Linked DNA regions of Homo sapiens: regions 1, 2 and 3 are each linked to region 4. The links are chromatin loops, found by intact Hi-C in ENCODE. Cell type or tissue: MCF 10A. All regions are shown on one strand.

What was found. A loop is a pair of places that touch in the nucleus more often than their neighbours do. Peaks named below come from ENCODE experiments on the same cell type or tissue, not always from the same donor. Only the 100,000 strongest peaks of a DNase experiment are listed, where the experiment ranks them.
Region 1: it touches region 4 in a loop (3-fold over the local background); 19 of 110 quality-filtered maps call a loop at or near these places.
Region 2: it touches region 4 in a loop (5-fold over the local background); 6 of 110 quality-filtered maps call a loop at or near these places.
Region 3: it touches region 4 in a loop (6-fold over the local background); 3 of 110 quality-filtered maps call a loop at or near these places.

The regions. Positions count from the first base shown.
Region 1 is chr6:27,670,303-27,675,302 of GRCh38, forward strand. It overlaps TRR-ACG2-4 (tRNA-Arg (anticodon ACG) 2-4), which reads right to left and starts at 335; the gene lies at 263-335. It overlaps TRS-CGA3-1 (tRNA-Ser (anticodon CGA) 3-1), which reads right to left and starts at 2,229; the gene lies at 2,148-2,229. In MCF 10A, no CTCF peak of the experiment used is centred here; DNase peaks (open chromatin) are centred at 279 and 2,109.
Region 2 is chr6:27,542,662-27,547,661 of GRCh38, forward strand. It overlaps TRS-TGA2-1 (tRNA-Ser (anticodon TGA) 2-1), which reads left to right and starts at 3,028; the gene lies at 3,028-3,109. RefSeq lists enhancers at 2,736-2,875, 2,896-2,945 and a silencer at 3,046-3,175. In MCF 10A, no CTCF peak of the experiment used is centred here; a DNase peak (open chromatin) is centred at 3,000.
Region 3 is chr6:27,211,801-27,216,800 of GRCh38, forward strand. It overlaps TRR-ACG2-2 (tRNA-Arg (anticodon ACG) 2-2), which reads right to left and starts at 2,116; the gene lies at 2,044-2,116. It overlaps TRR-ACG2-3 (tRNA-Arg (anticodon ACG) 2-3), which reads left to right and starts at 3,373; the gene lies at 3,373-3,445. It also overlaps the pseudogene RPL10P2. RefSeq lists an enhancer at 3,343-3,843. In MCF 10A, CTCF peaks have their summits at 1,404 (motif pointing right) and 2,990 (motif pointing right); DNase peaks (open chromatin) are centred at 2,131, 3,031 and 3,361.
Region 4 is chr6:27,292,870-27,297,869 of GRCh38, forward strand. It overlaps TRQ-CTG5-1 (tRNA-Gln (anticodon CTG) 5-1), which reads left to right and starts at 2,564; the gene lies at 2,564-2,635. It also overlaps the pseudogene TRS-ACT1-1. In MCF 10A, no CTCF peak of the experiment used is centred here; DNase peaks (open chromatin) are centred at 1,032, 2,602 and 3,642.

The DNA.
Region 1 (5,000 bases), 380 kb after region 4:
CAATGGAAAAAAATACCGATGAAGAAGATATACGTGAAAAAACATTTTTTTAAAGCTTCTTTGATTTTTAAGCTTTCTAATGGTCTTTTTCTCCTTTCTCCTTTCTCCAGTTGAGAATGAGATGAAAGGTAGAAACAAAATCCTGTAAGTTGGCTCTTTCGACGCTTGTCTCTTTCACGTTCAAGTAACAGCACCACTCTGGAAAAGGACATTCACAGGATTGTTAATACGGCTTTGAAGAAGGAAAAAGTGAGAGCACAAGCGAGCCAGCCAGGAGTCGAACCTAGAATCTTCTGATCCGTAGTCAGACGCGTTATCCATTGCGCCACTGGCCCCTGCCTGTAACGCTGTCTTAACTGTTACTCTTTTCATAATTATATTGTATTATACTATTGGGGCCAGAAAAAAAAAAGATTGTTTCTTTATTTAGGTAGGGATTAAAACCCCAAACCACACTGATTCAAGGAAAGCATGTTTTCTTTTGTGGTTTGTTGGCATAATAGACATTCACATAAAGTGTCTTTATTGAAAATAATGACCATTTTTCATCTTTGAAACATTATATATGAGCTAAGATGAATGTCTTTCCTTCAAAGCAATATTGGTGTTTCTATCTTCTCTTTCATGTGTGTGCCTACTTTTTAGCTTTTTGTTACTTATTTTTCAGGCCAATCAGCTGCTTTTACCTGAATTTGATTTTTTTTTTTTTTTTTTTTTTTTTTGAGTCGGAGTTTCGCTCTTGTTGCCCAGGCTGGAGTGCAGCGGCGCGATCTCGGCTCACTGCAACCACCGCCTCCTGGGTTCAAGTGATTCTCATGCCTCAGCCTCCCAAGTAGCTGGGATTACAGGCATGTGCCTCCATGCACGGCTAATTTTGTATTTTTAGTAAAGACGGGGTTTCTCCGTGTTGGTCAGGCTGATCTCGAACTTCCTACTTCAGGTGACTCGCCCGCCTCGGCCTCCCGAAGTGCTGGGATTACAGGCGTGAGCCACCGTGTCTGGCCTGAATTTCATTTTTAATATACTTACATTGGGCACTAATGATGTATGTGGATCAGTAATGAGCAATATGTATTATTTTAAATTTAGATATTGCCAAAAGTAAAGTGCTTTGTAATACATTTCTGGAAGTATTAATCATAGTTTTTCCCTCTTCTCGTCCAAAAGGAAAAAACAAGTACCCACTCACTAGGGAGAAGTTTATTGTAAAATGGTATTACAACTCAAAGTAGCAGATGAAGACACTCAAATTTAACGAGGAGTCAAGAATTCGGGAAAGTACACATTTTTCAGAATCACATTTGACATAGAAACTTAGAAAAAGGAACTTTACTTGCATAGCTGTTCAAAGTAAGCAAAATAGTGGAAAATGAAGAAGTGCTTATAAGGAGACGAAGTTTCGTATGGGTTTAAGAAGGTGGTCAGAAGCCAAAATATATCCTCTTTGTGCCTCTGTTTCCTCGTTTATACAAAACGCTTTGAAGAGCAACTAATGCATATGACGGATTGTTATCATCCTAATTTTTTTGGCTCCCACCAGCTGTGAGATCAGGACAAATACAAAGTAAAGATTGCTGCCTGAGAATGCTTTAAGAAAGCTGTCATACTAGTAATCTAAAAGGGAAATTGTATTCCTAATATTTTCAACGTTGCACCTGTCTTGTATTTGCCATTATGATTAGATGTAAGACAACTAGTATCTTCTTTTTCTTTGAGACAGTCTCACTCTGTCTCCCAGGCTGGAGTGCAGTGGCGCGATCTCGGCTCACTGCAACCTTCGCCTCCCAGGTTCAAGCGATTCTTCTGCCTCAGGCTCCCAAGTAGCTGGGACTACAGGCGTGCGCCAGTAAGCCCGGCTAATTTTTCTGCATTTTTAGTAGAGACGGGGTTTCACCGTGTTGGTCAGGCTGGTCTCCAACCCCTGACCTCAAATGATCCGCCCGTTTCGGCCTCCCCAAGTGCGGGGATTGCAGAAGTGAGCCACCGCGCCCGGCCTTCAAATGTACATATTTCTTGATGTACATTTCCACAAGTGTGCGCGCGCTGTAAAAGCCACAGCGATAGCACTCACAACTTTCTATCCTAGTGAACTAATGAAAGCTAACTGATGAAAGTAGCAAATTGGAAATCTAACCAGAAAATGGCGACGCTGTGAGCAGGATTTGAACCTGCGCGGGGAACCCCCATTGGATTTCGAGTCCAACACCTTAACCACTCGGCCATCACAGCTCCGAGGACACTTTTTGTTTCAGAGGAAGTCGTGTTAGGCTCTTTGACTCTCTCGCTTTTTAATGTTCCCACGGCAGGTTAATGCTTCCGTGTTTGTATTTGTCACTTTTTATATATTTGTCTCTCTCTTTCAATAAGAAGTTCCTGGGAAACATAATAGTGTCTTAATCTTTACTTGTTATCTGACTCTCTATGCATCAGAAACTTATTTGGTGCTTAGTGGCTGCTTTTGTTGCTGGAACAAATCCCCGGAGACTCAGTTGTCTGTTCCCTATTCCTCCCTCCAGTTCATGAATTTTCTTCTCTCTTTACCCAGCACATGTTAGAGTCACGTTCTTGCTGCACTCTCAATTTCCCTGCCTCTCTCACTTTGTACTCCTTTGGCAAAGCCACAACCAGGGCAGCTAAACATGGCGGAAGAAAAACAATCAGTTGACAGACCTCACTTTAAATTCATGACAATGAATGTCAAGTAGGTGCTCAAGGCTACCAGGCAAATTGTACCATACGCGATTAGATTAGTCCACTCCCAATCCTCTTGTTCTAAGTCACTGTTTCAGCCGGATGCAGTGGTCCAAGCCTGTAATCCTAGCACTTTGGAGGCCGAGGCGGGGGGGGAGATCACCTGAGGTTAGGAGTTCGAGACCAGCCTGGCCAACATGGCGAAACCCCATCTCTACTAAAAAAAAAAAAAAAAAAAAGCCAGATGTGATGGCTCGCGCCTGTAATCCCAGCTACTCGGGAGGCTGAGGCAGGAGAATAACTTGAACCTGGGAGGCGGAGTTGCAGTGAGCTGAGATGGCGCCACTGCCCTCCAGCCTGGGTGACAGACAGTGAGACTCCGTCTCAAAAAAAAAAAAAATAAGTCACTATTTCATATCTCTCATGCCAATGCTCCAACACCTCCTCTCCCATCCTTGTGTTCAATTGATGACTTTACTTCCTACTTCACAATCAGAAGAGACCTTCCACGCACATCTATCACCACATTAATCCACCTACCAGCCTCTGAAGGACTGTCAGTGATCCTATAATGCCTTGACAAGGTCGCCGATTATCTCCACATGGCTAAAATCATTTCCCAGTCCTCACCTTACTTGGGATAGCTGCAGCTATTAATACATTCTCCTTCTTACAACACTTTCTTCAATTGACTTTAGGGTAACAATTTTCCTGGTTGTCTTCCACTTAGTAATAAGCATTTAAGATTCCTCCGTGTCTTTTCATGCTTTAATAACTCATTTATTTTTAGGGCTGAATAATATTCCATTGTCTGAGGTACCGTAGTATATTTATTCATTTACCTACTGAAAGACATATTGGTTACTTCCAACTTTTGGCAATTATGAATAAAGCTTCTATAAACATTTATGTGCAGGTTTTGTGTAGACATGTTTTCAGCTCCTTTGCATAGTTGCCAAGGGGTGTGATTGCTGGATCATATAATAAAAGTATGTCTAGTGTTGTAAGAAACCACCAAACTGTCTTCCAAAGTAGCTGTACCATTTTTCATTCCCACCAACAATGAATGAGAGTTTCTGTTGCTCCATAACCTCACCAGTGTAGGTGTGGTCAGTGTTCCAGATTTTGGCCATTCTAATAGGTGGGTAGTGAGTGGTATAATACAATTAAAACAATAATACATCTGTCTGTTTACATATAATGTGGAGCATCTTTTCTTATGCTCATTGGCCATCTGTATATCTTCTTTAGCAATATCTGTTAGGGTCTTTAGCCTATTTTTTTATTGGGTTGTGTTCCTGCTGTTTAGTTTTAAGAGTCCTTTGCATATTTTGAATAAGTTGTTCATTACATAAGCTTTTTGCAAATATTTTCTTTAATCTGTGTCTTCTCACTCTTCTGATATTATCTCTAGCAGAGTAGAATTTTAAATTTTAATGACGTTTATTACTTCTTTCATGGGACATATCTTTGATGTTTTATCTAAAATGTGATTGCTTAGTCATGTGTGGTGGAACACGCCTGTAGCCCCAGCTACTTGGGAGGCTGATGTGGAAGGATTGCTTGAGCCTGGGAGTCAGAGGTTGCAATGAGCCATAATCACATCACTGCACTAGGATGACAGAGTGAAACCTTGTCTTTAAAGAAAACAAAAAACCAGAGGTGACAATGACACTCTTTGGAACATTGCATAACTTTTGTACATTCTGGAGCACATAGATTTCTCTCGAATTGTATGATACGCATTTGTAGAAAATTTCTATTGAGTTGGATGATAAGCATTTATAGTAAACTATGAACTATAACTGTCTTTTCCTCCAAAACTGTGTATATGTGCATGTTTGTATGCACACAAGAAAAAAGGTTAATAAAGTAAAAATATCAATTAGTTATTCTCTAGAATAGTATCACATCATAATTATTATAGTTCTTTTCTGAAAGATTGTATATAAAAATAAGAATTATTCGAGTCGCCCAACAGAACATCTGTTTATATTTTTCTGCCAACTGGGACCCAAGCTAGGCTCCCGTGGGAGTCCTCCTTTTGACCTGCCCCTAGCGAGAGGAAGTACTGCCCACTCTCTGAGTGGGAGTCTTAGCTTTGTTGCTTTCTTGCTTTCTTTATGAGCAACTGTCTTAGGTTTTTTTTTTTTTTTTTGAAACGGAGTCTCTCGCTCTGTTGCCCAGGCTGGAGTGCAGTGGCGAGATCTCAGCTCACTGCAACCTCCACCTCCTGGGTTCAAGCAATTCCCCTGCCTCAGCCTCCGGAGTAGCTGGGACTACAGGCGCGTGCCACCTCGCCCAGCAAA
Region 2 (5,000 bases), 250 kb after region 4:
GTGTATGCCAACAGTAAGCCTTAAAAGGGCGAGGCAATTGTCATCATCCAATATTTGTCAGTAAGCCAAACTGTCATTTCTCTATGTACCAGGATGTTACCTTTTAAGGAGGAGTACTCCACAAATATGAAATATGCAACTGGGGGAAAATTAGCTGATCCTAACCATTTTGTAGTATCTGAAGCAAGAATCAACCTTATTAATTTACCTAGATTTATCCTGACATTTATGTGTTTTCATCTTTTTGCATTTTTCTGTGCTGGACTCTCCTTAAGATTTTTGGAAACCTGTGTTCTGAATTCCTCCCTTTCCCTGGGCTAGAGTGGCTGGAGGCTTTGGCTCTTGGGAATGGTCTCGCGTCCTTCACCAGAACTTACGGGAATCATGTTTGGCTGAAGAGTCGGAGACCTCTCCAGAGTCATCTTTTCCAGTTAGGATAGAAACGAGCCCCCCTCCTCACCTCGCAAGCCCGCGCCAGTCCAGTTTTAGCCGTTCTTTTGGAAGAGCAAGTCAGTTGAACGCCATCGAAGAGGCTCCTGATTTAGATATTAATTGTGCTTAAATGCAGATGACTCCCCACTCTCATGCGTTCCCTTATTTCCCGTTGCTTCTCCCATTGGCATTTACAGACTTGAGGTTGCTTGGACTCTCAATTCAATACTCCTTTTCTGCGGGTTCGTGAGAATTAGGTGTGAACGTGATGTCCGCGGATATCAGTGGCTAGTGGGCAAGCTCCAGCGCCCAGGAACTTTGAGTCGCTTGTCTAGGAGTCCTGTATTGAATTGCAACACTAAGTGCAATATTCTGGTTCTTGTTGTGTTCTGAAAGAGCTCTTTCACTCATGAGGAGAGACCTGCACGAGACTGTGAAGACCAACTGCTTCTCAGCGCTCCACGCATCCATTATGAGTTCACCGCAGGATTTTACCTGCAAAAATTTTGCGTAGATTAAGTCACGCTTATTGCCTCCTACTTTTGTCAGTGAACATTATGTCACAAGCATTTTCCCAGAACTATTACAGTCTTCCAGCATGTCGTTTCTAGTGGCTTGGTAATGACCTATTAGGCAGATGGAGCAATAATAATAATAAACAACTCTCATTTTAATATCTATTTTTCACTATCACAATTAGAAATAAAAATAAAGATTCCTGCATAGTATATGTCTTCCTTTGGTTAAGCTTATTTCCTGGCTGGGTGCAGTGGCTCACACCTGTAATCCCAGAACTTTGGGAGGCGGAGATGGAAGAATGGCTTGAGACCAGGGGTTTGAACAAGGAGTTTAAGACCAGGCTGGTCAACACAGTGAGGCGCCGCATTTCTATTTATAAAATATAAAACAAACAAACAAATAAAAAGATTATTTCTCTAGGAGAGCGGTTCTGAAACTTCAGTGGGCATCAGTACCAGCAGGATGACTTGTTTTTTGTTTGTTTGTTTGTTTTTTGAGATGGAGTCTCACTCTGTCTCCCAGGCTAGAGTGCAGTGGCGCGATCTTGGCTCACTGCAACCTCCGCCTCCCAGGTTCAAGAGATTCTCCTACCTCAGCCTCCCTAGTAGCTGGGACTACAGGCGCGTGCCGCCACGCCCGGCTAATTTTTTTGTATTTTTATTAGAGACGGGGTTCCATCATGTTAGCCAGGATGGTCTCGATCTCCTGACCTCATGATCCACCCGCCTTAGCCTCCCAAAGTGCTGGGATTACAGGCGTGAGCCTCCGCGACCGGAAGGATGGCTTGTTAAAACAGACTGCTAGACACCCTCCTCTTCCCCCGCGCCCCGCCCGCCCCCCACACGAACCACACCACTCCAGTTTCTGATTCTGAGATCTGAGTTCAAGCCCAAGAATTTGCATTTCTCCTAAGTTCCCAGGTGGTGCACAAGCTGCTGTAAGAGGACAAAACTTTGCGAAGACTGCCCAGGGACAAATAACTTGAAAATAAATTTACTGTTTCAAAGGTTACAAACCGTTTCTAACCTAAATTGAAGATATAGCAAATGCCCCAGTAATAAGACCAAATAATATTTGCAAGAGTCCAACGAAGGGAACACATTTCTTACTATTTTAGAGGGAAAAACAAATGTGGGCGCGCTTTCACTATCAGAGACATTGCCGGCCTCGGTCATGGAGGTCACTTTCCCTTTGTATCTGCGGGGCCGACTCACTTCCATTCCCAGAATTCCGAGACTTTCCCCCTAACTTTTGTCTAAAAAGGAATCTGATTCAAGTCTACCCCTTATTTTTCCACTCTGACAATACTGTAGTATCTGAAGCAAGAATCAACCTTATTAATTTAGCTAGATTTATCCTGACATTTACTTGTTTCCATCTTTTTGCGTTTTTCTGTGCTGGACTCTCCCTAAGATATTTGGAAACCTGTGTTCTGAGTTCTTCCTTTTCCCCGGGCTCGGGTGGCTGAAGGCCTTGGCTCTTGGGAATGGTCTCGCGTCCTTCACCAGAACTGACGGGAATTATATTTACCTGAAGAGTCAGAGACCTCTTCAGAGTCATCTTTTCCAGTTAGGACAGAAACAAGCTCCCTCCTCAGCTAGCACGCCCGCTCCAGTCCGGTTTTAGCCGTTCCTTCGGAAGAGTAAGTCAGTTGAATGTCATCGAAGAAGCTCCTGATTTAGATTTTAACTGTACGTAAACGCAGATGACCCCCCACTCTCGTGCCTTCATTTAATTCCCGTTGCTTCTCCCATGGGTATTCAGAGGCTTGAGGTTGCTTGGACTCTCAATTCAATACTCCCTTTCTGCGGGTTCGTGAGAATTAGGTGTGAACGTGGTGTCCGCGGATTTCAGCAGCTAGCGGGCAAGCTCCAGCGCCCAGAAACTTTGAGTCGCTTGTCTAGGAGTCCTGTGTTGAATTGCAACACTATGCACTATGTTCTGGTTATTGATGTGCTCTGAATGAGCTCTTTCGTTCGTGAGCAGAGGCCCTGACGAGACTGAAGACCAACTATTTCCGAGCGCTCCACTCAACCATTATAAGTTCACCCCAGCCGTCAGCGATGGCGTAGGTAGGTAGTCGTGGCCGAGTGGTTAAGGCGATGGACTTGAAATCCATTGGGGTTTCCCCGCGCAGGTTCGAATCCTGCCGACTACGGTTTTACCAGGTGCAGTTCCCGCCTTTCCTCAAAACTTACCCAAATTCTTGTACTCCATTTGCTGCTCTCCTACACAATCCTCCCACTGCATATTCAGATAATATCCTCTTTACTCAGTGAATGGAGACTACCTTATGTTGCCGTTACTTCAAAACTGGTATATATCCCTGTGATCACAGCCAGCAAGACTTCAGCCTCTCCTGCACCAAATAGCGCCTTGGTATACTCATAACTACTGTCAACTCAAAAGAAGTCAGGATTCACAAAAAGCTTTACCACTAACAGGTAATTTTCATTAAATACTTAGTACGTTCCAAGATATGAGTTAAGCACCAACAGCATATTTTTATCTGCATTTTACAGATGAAGAAACTACCCAATGCTGCACAATGAAATGATATTTTAACTGAGGACTTCCAGATGGGGTCGTGAATTCAAGTTTTGTAAATTCCACTGGGGGCACCCCCCAAATTATCAAGTTGTTAGCAGATTCAGGGTTAGATTTATTAGTACCCAAAACGGATAAATAGCAGGTCATATTTTTCAAGTACTTACTACACATCACCATCAAGGTCTTTACATGGCTTATAATTTGTAAATCCTCACAACATAGTCATTATACAGACTGGAAGGTCCACAGGCATATACATATGGCCAAGGTCTCACAGCGAGAGGGCAGTAAGTTGTAACTTGAATTCATCTCTTGATTTTGGCTCCAAGACCCCGGCACCCAACAGGCGTCTCAGTCTTCTACCTGTACTGGGAATTAACACCACCTACCTCCTATCATTCAGAGTTGGTTCACTATTCTGACTTCATCCTGTCTCTACTGGTAATGAGTCCACAAAGTGGTATGATTTAAGCCGCTGGGTTTAGCCTGGGGTGTAATATTGCTGCCCATGGGGTGTTTGACGCTTGAGTTATCTATCTATCTATCTATCCATCTATCTATCTATCTATCTATCGTAAATAAACTTTATTTATCTGTTTCTCAGAGATGACACTGCCAATAATCACAGATTTGCATACGATACTTTGATGCAGGGCGTACCGCTCATCAGTCTACGGGAGTTTGTCTGTTTTTGAGTAGGGTGTTTCTTAACAGTTTATAAAGAGCTTGCCAACATTAGACCATTTAAGCTACTGAACACTAAAGCCTGATAGCAAAAAATACTTTTTCAGCCAACAGCATTTGGATGCACAGTACGACTGGTTTGACAGAAAGGTAAAAGACTATCTTCGCCACAGAGATGGAGAGAAATTGTACTTATGCTGCATATATTAGAAGTAAGTGAGGTAAAAACAACAACGACAAAAAAAAAAAAAAGAAAAGAAAAACAACTCTACAAAGGAAAGAATTACAAAGTTGCCCAGATTTTGCATTCGTAGTAATTAAAATCTCTGCTCTCCTGCATAAAGACCCAAAGAGCAGATTCTGTTTATCAGCACTTCCTACTTCCTCCATCATGTTCAGGGGACAAAATGTTTCCGTGGACTTCACAAATTATTGAAAGAAACAATCCCTTCAGGACGGGCCCGATGGCTCACTCCTGTAATCCCAGTACTTTGGGAGATAGAAGCGGAAGGATAGCCTGAGCCCAGGAGTTCGAGACCATCCTGGGCATAACAGCGAAAACCCTGTCTCCCTCCAAAAAACAAACAAACAAAAATTTCGCTGCTGTGGTGGGGCGCACCTGTCGTCCTAGCTACCTGAGATCACCTGAGCCTGGGGAGGTCGAGGCTGTAGTGAGCTGTGATCCCGGAAAGTGGATTCTATTCCGCCTCCTTACCCAGAGGCAGATATATTGGGACTTGCATAGCTTCTAGGCCGTTTGACTAAGATCAAGTGTGCTATCGGGAGTTGTAGGAATTCATGGAATATATCAGGCC
Region 3 (5,000 bases), 81 kb before region 4:
GAAGCAGCTCATCCCAGATGGCTGTGGGATCAAGTACATCCCCGATCGTGGCCCTCTGGACAAGGGAGGGCTTTGCATTCATGAGGGCTTCCACTGTGCTGCCTCCTCTTAATACTCGCCGTAAATCCTACTTCCTGTCCAAAAAAAAAAGCAAAAACAAAAAAACAAAACCAACAAAAAAAGCAGTGAATAGAAATGAGGAAATTGAGACAAAAGGCGGATACACAACTTAGCCAAGGCTACAAGGAAGGAGTCGGGATAAAGGCGCTGTGCACTGTGGCTGCAATGGGGCCCAAAACTACCGAGCTTCTCACTTTCAGAGGAGAGGACCACCCACCCCCGTTTATAAATACTTTTGCATTTTCACATGCCTATTTCGCCTACATTGAGTCCTTAAATAATATTTAGCCAATTTATCTAATGATGACTGTTATAATTTAACTTTATATTTATATTAACTCCAAGTTTCTAGGTTGCTAAATGAATTTTGTTGTTAAAATGTTTACCATTTTTTTTCTTTTGAGACGGGCAGGGCGGGGGAGGGGTGGGGAGCAGCGCCGTGTCTCGCTATGTTGCCCAGGCTGTTCTCTAAATCTTGGGTTTAAGCGATCCTCCCGCCTAGGCCTCCCAAAGTGCTGGTGTGAGCCACTGTGCCCAGCCAAAATGTTTACCTTTCTTGAATTATTATATCAATTTACCTAATTTGGGGAAGGAAGATGTTTCTTTCTTTCTTTTTTCTTTTCTTTTTCTTTTTCTTTTTTTTTTTTTTTGAGACGGAGTATCATTCTTGTTGCCCAGGCTGGAGTGCAATGGCGCGATCTAGGCTCACTGCAACCTCTGCCTCCCGGGGTCAAGCGATTCTCCCGCGTCAGCCTCCCGAGCTGGATTACAGGCATGTGCCACCACGCCCGGCTAATTTTTGTGTGTGTTTTTGGTAGAGACGGGGCTTCACCATGTTGGCCAGGCTGGTGTCGAACTCCTGACCTCAGGTGATCCACCCACCTCGGCCTCCTGGAGTGCTGGGATTACAGGCGTTAGCCATCGCACCCAGCCTGAGACATGTTTCTTAAAATCTTTTCTGTTGCATAGAGTCTTATAATTACAGAGGAAATTACTTCCTCTGTAATGGTTTTGTGGTTATGGTTGTTTTGTTATGATTCTTTGGAGAATGAGATGGAAAACATATGATGTATACCCCAAGAATGTATTTTATTCCATTTTCTTTTTCATTATCTCAAAATTTTAAAGTATTTTGATCTCTACTGTTCCACACAAAGCATCAGTATCCAACATAAGTATATTAAAAAATGAAATTATTTAATGAATGAACAGATGAACCGACTGCATAAATTAATGAAGCTTTCACAAGTGCAATAGACACAAGGGGGCGGTGGCTCACGCTTCTAATCCCAGCACTTTGGGAGGCTGAGGTGGGCGGATCACCTGAGATCGGGAGTTCGAATCCAGCCTGACCAACATGGAGAAACTCTGTCTCTACTAAAAATACAAAATTAGACAGGCGTGGGTGGCGCATGCCTGTAATCCCAGCTACTCGGGAGGCTGAGTCAGGAGAATCGCTTGACCCCGGGAGACAAAGGTTGCGGTGAGCCGAGATTGCCCCATTGAACTCCAGCCTGGTCATCAAGAGCGAAACTCCATTTCAAAAAAAAAGAAAAAACGGAAAACACACAGGATGATATTTTTCTTTAAAAATTAAAAAAAAAAAAAAAAAAAAGGCCGGGCGCGGTGGCTCATGTCTGTAATCCAAGCACTTTGGGAGGCCGAGGCGCTCTGATCACCTTAGGTCAGGAGTTCGAGACCAGCCTGGCCGACATGGTGAAACCCCGTCTCTACTTAAAATACAAAAATTATCCGAGCGTGGTGGCAGGCGCCTGTATTACTAGCTACTCGGGAGGCTGAGGCAAGAGAATTGCTTGAACTCGGGAAGCGGAGGTTGCAGTGAGCCGAAATCGCGCCATTGCCCTCCAGCCTGGGGGACAAGAGCGAGAATTCGTGTGTGGGGGGGGGAAGAAAATAAGCCTCCGAGCCAGCCAGGAGTCGAACCTAGAATCTTCTGATCCGTAGTCAGACGCGTTATCCATTGCGCCACTGGCCCGTCGTTGTGGGTCTCTCGATTATCTATTCTTCATTAGGATCACTAAGAAAATAGTTGGTTTGCAATACAACCAGGCGTACATTGAACAAGACTGTGGATTCTAGCAAAGCGCGATTGTCTTTGTGGTCAATTTAAATAAGTTTCACTCCCTTCAGATATTTATATTTATAAAGAAATTTTCTGCTTTGGAACATCATGTACATAATAGAGTTACTGTCGTTGACATTTGTTTACTTGATGTGCCCACTTCTTTCTTTTTTTCTTTTCTTTTCGTTTTTTTTTCTTTATGAGACGGAGTCTCCTTCTGTCACCAAGGCTGGAGTGGAGTGGCGCGATCTCGGCTGACTGCAACCTCCGCCTCCCCGGCTCAAGCGATTCTCCTGCCTCAGCCTCTCGATGAGCTGGGATTACAGGCGCGCGCCACCACGCCAGGCTAATTTTTTGTGTTTTTAATAGAGACAGGGTTTCACCATGTTGGCCAGGCTGGTGTCGAACTCCTGACCTCAAGTGATCAACCTGCCTCCCAAAGTGCTGGGATTACAGGCGTAAGCCACGGCGCCCGGCCTGGGAGATGTTTCTTAATGTCTTTTCTGTTGCATAAAGTATGAAATTATTTTCTCTGTAAGGATTCTTTGGTTATGTTTCTTTTGTTATGGTTCTTTGGAGAATGAAATGGAAAACATATGATGTGTACCTCAAGAAAGTATTCCATTTTCTTTTTCATTATCTCAAAATTTTTAAAGTATTTGGATCTCTGATCACTGTTCCACACAAAGCATCAGTATCCAACACAAGTATGTTTAAAAAATGAAATTATTTAATGAATGAGCAGATGCACCGACTGCATAAATTAATGAAGCTTTCACAAGTGCAATAGACACAAGGGGGCGGTGGCTCACGCTTGTAATCCCAGCACTTTGGGAGGCCGAGGCGGGCGGATCACCTGATGTCAGGAGCTGGAGACCAGCCTGGCCGACATGGTGAAACCCCGTCTCTACTAAAAATACAAAAATCAGCCGGGAGTGGTGGCGCGCGCCTGTAATCCCAGATACTCAAGAGGCTGGGGCAGGAGAATCGCTTGAACCCGAGAGGCGGAGGTTGCAGTGAGCCGAGATCGCGCCAGTGCACTCTAGACTGGGCGAGAGAGCAGGACTCTGTCTCATTAAAAAACAAAAACAAAAACAAAAAGCGGGTACATCAATGATAGATAATCGACAGACGCAGACTGAGTGGCCAGTAGTCAAAAGCGCAACCGAGGGCCAGTGGCGCAATGGATAACGCGTCTGACTACGGATCAGAAGATTCTAGGTTCGACTCCTGGCTGGCTCGGGTGTTAATCTTGGCTTTTTTTTTTTTTTTTTTTAAGAAAAATATCCTGTGTGTTTTCAAACTGATGACAGAAACCGGTTCTTAAAGTCCTTTGAAAGAAAATTCATCTGATCTGGCTCTTCACCTTGCACCGTACTGCTGCACATCACAATCGTGACCTTTAAGTCTGGTTTAAAGTTAAGTATCAAACTGAAATTTGAGACCTTAAGTCTCTTCGGAAATTGCTTTTTTTCTTTTTTTTTTTGAGACGGAGTCTCGCTCTGTCGCCCAGGCTGGAGCGCACTGGCTGCATCTCGGCACACTGCAACCTCTGCCTCCCGGGTTCAAGCAATTCTCCTGCCTCAGCCTCCCAAATAGCTGGTACTACAGGCTGACGCCGCCAGGCCTGGCTAATTTTTTGTATTTTAGTAGAGACAGGGGTTTCACCGTGTTGCCCAGGCTGGTCGCAAACTCCAGATCTCAGGCAATTCGCCCTCCTTGGCCTCCCCAAAGTGCTGGGATTACAGGCGTGAGCCACCGCGCCCGGCCTGGAAATTGCATTTTTTAAATCTCCCCTTTCTTTTTTTTTCCCAACTGATACTGAGAAATGGGTTGGTTCAAAGAGATCTCTGGAAAGACAACTCAAAAAATTCAAACATTCGACAACAAAAAGAAGTAAAGTTCTAGGCCGGGCATGGTGGCTCACGTCTGTAATCCCAGCACTTTGAGAGGCCGAGGAGGGCGGATCACCTGAGGTCAGGAGTTCGAGACCAGCCTGGCCAACACAGCTCTACTAAGCATGGCTCTACTAAAAATACAAAAATTAGCCAGACATGGTAATGCGCGCCTGTAATCCCAGCTACTCGGAAAGTTGAGGCAGGAGAATCTCTTGAACCCGGGAGGTGGAGGTTGTAGTTAGCCGAGATGGCGCCACTGCACTCCAGCCTGGGCTGTAGAGCGAGACACTGTCTCAAAATAAATAAATAAAATAAAATAAAATAAAGTTACAATACGTGCTACAAAGTGAATGAACCTTGAAAATATTATGCTAAGGAAAAGAAGCCAAACACGAAAAGCTACATATTGTATGATTCAATTTATAGAAAATGTCTAGAATAGACAAATCTGTAAAGGTAGAAAGTGTTAATATTTGCCAGGGGCTGGAGAAAGAGGGGAATGAGTACGGAGTTTGTTTGGGATGATGAGAATGGTTTGAAATTAGATAATGGTGATAGTTGCACAAGTCTGTGAATACACTAAAAAGCAGTGAATTGTACACCTTCAAAAGTTGGATTTTATGTTATGTTAATTATATCTTAATTTTTTAAATCCAAATTTAAAAAACAATATTGACCTACCGACTTTTTTTCTTTTCTTTTGAGTCTGGATCTCCCTTTGTCGCCCAGGCTGGAGTGCAGTGGCTCCATCTCGGCTTACTGCAACGTCCGCCTCCAGGTGTAAGCCATTCTCGTGCCTCAGCCTCCGGAATAGCTGTGACTACAGGTGTCCGCCGCCACCCCCGGCTAATTTTTGTATTTTTAGGCGGGGCGTGGTGGCTCACGCCTGTAATGCCAGC
Region 4 (5,000 bases):
CTACTGACCCAGATGATCCGCCCACCTCGGCCTCCCAAAGTGCGGTGATTACAGGCGTGAGCCACTGCTCCTGGCCAACTACTACACATATATTTTTTAAATTATTATACTTTAAATTCTGGGGTACATATACAGAACATGCAGGTTTGTTACATAGGTATACACGTGTATAGTATATGTAATACTATACATATTTTTAAAAGAATGAAGAAAACTTGTCTATTCTGATATGGAAAGTTTGCAAAAGTACATTGTAAGTAAAAATTTAAAAAGGCAAGGGACTTAAAAAGTGTATAAAATGCCACTATTCATGAAGAGAAAAAAGAAAACACTTGTGTAACTTTGTCTATGTATTCAAAATCTCTGGAACGATAAACAAGACATTAAAAACAATGGTAAAGCTTTTGGGAAACAATGGCTGAGTAGACAACGATTGGGTTTAACGGCCCCTGGAATGGTGACTAGAACCACATTTCTAGCATTTTTCAATACCAAGGTCTTCGAAGCGACCTTTGATTTGAGGTCACTTTAGGAATCTGAAGGAACACATAGGAAGACTCCCAAATTGAGGATCTAGACATAAGAAACCTGGGACGATCTCGATCATGGGACCATCGAGAATCAGACTCGTTGGGAATATCCTTCAAGTACCAATTTGTATGTTGTATTAGTGAGCGGCTTTTACGAAGCAAAGACTCATTAATATTTCACCGAATCTGATTCATTGTCTGCATGTATTGACTAGACATTCAGAAGGCAGCAAATATTTCCATAAATTGCTGGGCCATTAGCCACAGTTTGAAATGTTTAAGCGTCCTCTTTCAAGTCTACGAATACAGCCATTTTGCTTTGTTTTTGCGTTAAGAGGAAATTTCTCGTTATTTCTATTAAGACTCTAAAGCAACTAAGAAATTGTTCCTCCCTGTAAGACAAACAGGAATTACGTTGAAGAATTTAATACTTTCACGGAGAAGGGGCGAGGATGCGGGTGAGATGAATAACAAAAGCACAGATTTGCGGTCGGCCGGTTAGCTCAGTTGGTTAGAGCGTGCTGCTACTAATGCCAGGGTCGAGGTTTCGATCCCCGTACGGGCCTTTGGCTTTTTCCCCCCTCGAGAAATTTGGTTTTCATGCTCTAAGATGATTCAAATTAACCGTCCCCATTTCTTAACGAACCTAGAACCTAAGTTCGTTTCCGAATCATCTGAAATGCTACATCTCCCCAGGTAATAATCTTCTTCTTCTTCTTCTTCTTTTTTTAAATGTTCTTTCTGTTTCCTCCAGGAATAAGGGTTGGGGACAGAAAGCTGTTCAGAGCAGAGACCTCCAAGACTGGGAGCCTGCTTAATGAAAGGGGGGGGGGGCGGGGAAGAGTTCAAGGAGTGGAAAAATAACTGGCATTTTTTTTAAAAAAATAAAGCTTATTTGATTTCAGATTTTCCTTCCAAATTAGTCCTGAAACCTACCTTCTTTCTCAAATTGTAGAGACACAAGATAAAGAGAATAAATCCTTAGAAGGTTGTGGATATGTGTCTCTGAAAACCCTTTCGAATTTAACTGACAGACGACATTGTCCTGTGAGGAAGCTATCACTTTAAACAAGGAACACAGACTTTTTGTTTTGTTTTGTTCACAGAAACCGATTCTGTGTGTGTGTGTGTGTGTGTGTGTGTGTCTGTGTTTGTGTTTTCACATGGGCTCCTGTGTGTGTCACAAAGGGATATGCGAGGGAGAAGCAGGGAGTTTTCTTTGTGTCCGTTTGGAAGTTTACCCTGCACATATTTCTCATTGGTGAAGGGCAGTGGAAGGACCAGGGGAGCTATGCACTGTCCTGGGAAACTCCAGAGGGACCTTTGTCTACCCTTCCCCTTCTTTCCCTGAGTTGCTATCCTAGGGTTGCTGGGATCTTCCTCTAACCCAGTAGTTCAAGTGCATTTATTTCAGCTTTCTGTAAACAGCAAAGTGGCTCCCCTGTGACTTCGGTAAAATCTTTCCATAACGTGTCCTTAAAAACGCTACATGTTACCCTGGTAAAAACGATTTTTGAGAAAATAATTAGATCTATAACGAAAAGGAGTAAAGCATCTCAGGTATCTGACTCAAATTTCTCACCTGTAAAATAGAGATTATGGGTCCCATCTCACAGCGTGGTTGTGAGCCTCACAGGTAAGGTAACAATAGAAAACACTTGTCACAAAAACTGGCACACGGTAACCTGGCATACTGTGTGCCTGGCACCTGGCACACAGTCTTGTTTAACAATCTCACTTGTCTACCATTGATGAAATAGAGGCCGAGGCCCGGGGCGCCAAGCTCCTAAAGCACTTGAAAGGAGTGGTTTAGGATTAGAGGACTCCTGACAGTTGGAAGTCAACGTTTTCCATTAAGACTGTGGTGTAAAAGGTGTTGAATGTAGGCATGTGGCAGGTAAGCGTCTTCTTGACTTAATCCTCCAAGAGGAAAAGCAGAATGCACCCATCACCCAAACTATGGGGCGGAGGGAAGGAACCTAAAGTGGAGAAATAGGTCACCTATGACTTTAGGAAATGCTAGTTCAGCTTCAGGTTCCATGGTGTAATGGTTAGCACTCTGGACTCTGAATCCGGTAATCCGAGTTCAAATCTCGGTGGAACCTTGGATTTAGTCCTCTGCAGTCAAATCCCCATCGTCTCTCCACAATCTATACTGTTGCTCATACAAATCACTCGACCAAATTTTATTCCTGGTATTTCCACGTCACATCTCTTGAGCGGAGTATCTTTAGCTGCCAACCAAATAATAACTTTCTTTTTGCTGCGCACAATTTGTTCTTTGGAGAAAAAAGAGAGAAGCCTCAAAAGGAAATGCACGAGGCAGTCGCTCGAGTCCTGCTGGAACTGCAAATCAAAGTCTCCAGAAAAGATCTGCAAACAAGTGAGGAGACAATAGATAGGAGGCTAGTGAGAAGAGAGAAAGGAAATTTGGTGATAGTCACGAACAGAGAAAAGCTGGGATGGAAACTGAGGAAAGGACTTACCCACTAAATGGGTCTGGGAGAGGTGACAGTCGCCGAAGCCGAGAGAAAACTGTCCTCAGACAAGACCACAAGGGGATAGAAGCTCAACTTGTGAGGGCTGGGCAGATAGAACAGGTGACGGGAAAGATACAACTGGCGATAGTCAATAGTCAATAGAGATAGATGCTGTTTCGAGTTTGCACAAGCAAGTTTTACTTGGACAGAGAAGAGGGGGAAATGAGCTGAAAAGACTCCCTTTCCCAGGATAACAGAGTTTACTCTACGCCCTCTCCCCGCCAATCTCCCCAGCCACCAACCTCCCGCAGCGTTTCCTAGTGAGGGTTCCCTGAGCTCATTGCTGGGCGCTCAGCAACTCGGCTTTCTTGGCATTTCCGTCTGGGCATGGACAAGCTCCTGAAGAAGGGGTTTCAGAGCTCGGACCCTCTTAGACAGATTGTAGAAGTTCAGTCACCCGGAAATTGCTGGGGCGGTTTGGTTTTGGAGAGAGGCGGGGACGAAAGAAGAAAGCTGTGAGCGAGGAGAGAAGGCAGGGAATGTGAACAGGAAAAAGCTCTTGCGCTAAGGAATGTCAGAGAAGCCAGCGCCCGGTGCAGCCGAGAAGCTTAGCGACAGGGTTGCTGGGCCGGAGACCACGAGATCCTAGAGGCTACAAAGAAACATTTCCCCATATGTGTCTCCCCTACCGCGCACTAGCTCCCTATGGGATGTGAATGCTCCCTACTTCCATCTTCCCCTGCAAATCATTCTCGCCTTTTAGATAATATCTTACCGTGACAGAACAACTGGAAATGCTGGTGTCTCCAAAGTCTTCTGTAAACAAGACACAGAGATGTGTGTCTCAATTGCGTATTTTACACGATTTTATGAAGGAACTGACAAATTCCTCATTTACTTCCGACTAATAACATTCCATTTTTAACAAAACGGAACGTACATATTGGGCCATGGAAAGTTAGTGTTTTCATTTTTTTTTACAATTATTGAGACTCGTAGGAAAATTCTTGGACTTTTATCAAATATGAATACAAATACAAATATGGATATCCGTAAAGTTATATATTTTACGTCCTCCCAAATCTCCTGCTCGCCATCACTTTTATTTATTGCTAAAATTTATTTATTAAATTTAGATAAACGTAATGAGAATGTGTTGAAGATTCCACTTTAAATAATGCACCTTAAATAATCATAAAAACACCTTTTGGAAGGCTCGGACTTATTCAAAACCACAATCTACTGATCTTTTTGTTGTTAATTCCACTGAACCTTTCTTATTCCGGCTATAAGAAGTATTTATCCGCGGACAATGAATTGATGGAGAAAAAAATATTAACAGCCATTTCACTAAAAGATGCATTTCCAATGCAACTCTACTTTTCGTGTATTCTAAATTACTTACCAAAATCGTTGATTTGTGTTTGTTATTGTGTGCCACCATTGAATGTAAAGGTAATTCAAACCAGAAGAAAAACGGTGAAACTCTTGGGGATTTATGGTCAATGGACATAAAAAAAAAATTAGAGGTTTCAATTTATATAAGTATTTTCCGTTGCTGTCAGTTATGATAGCGTTTTTAAGCATAAAAATACATAATATTGGGATAAAATTCTGTGGCAGAAACAGAAAAGAAATACATTGGCAGCAGAAAAAGGATTCCCCCCACCCCACCCCGCCGCCTCAATTTTCAGCTGCTTAGCCTTCAGTAAGAAGGACTGTAAGGCCTAACATGAGATCTGAGGAATGAGTAATGAACTAAGGCAGGTGAAGTGAGGGCAAAGAGAAGAGTTAAAAGAGTGCTGAGGGTGGAAAATGAGAAGGAGAGCATGGAGCTTGGGGAGAAAAAAAATTCACTGTAGTTGGAAAGCTAGAATGGATACGGAGGAACGATGACACTCAAGACTGGACACACGGGCGCTGGGCACGATCATTAAACTGTAAAAGGTTCTCCATATGAAGGTGGAAAGAACTTGTTTTGCGTAAGAAT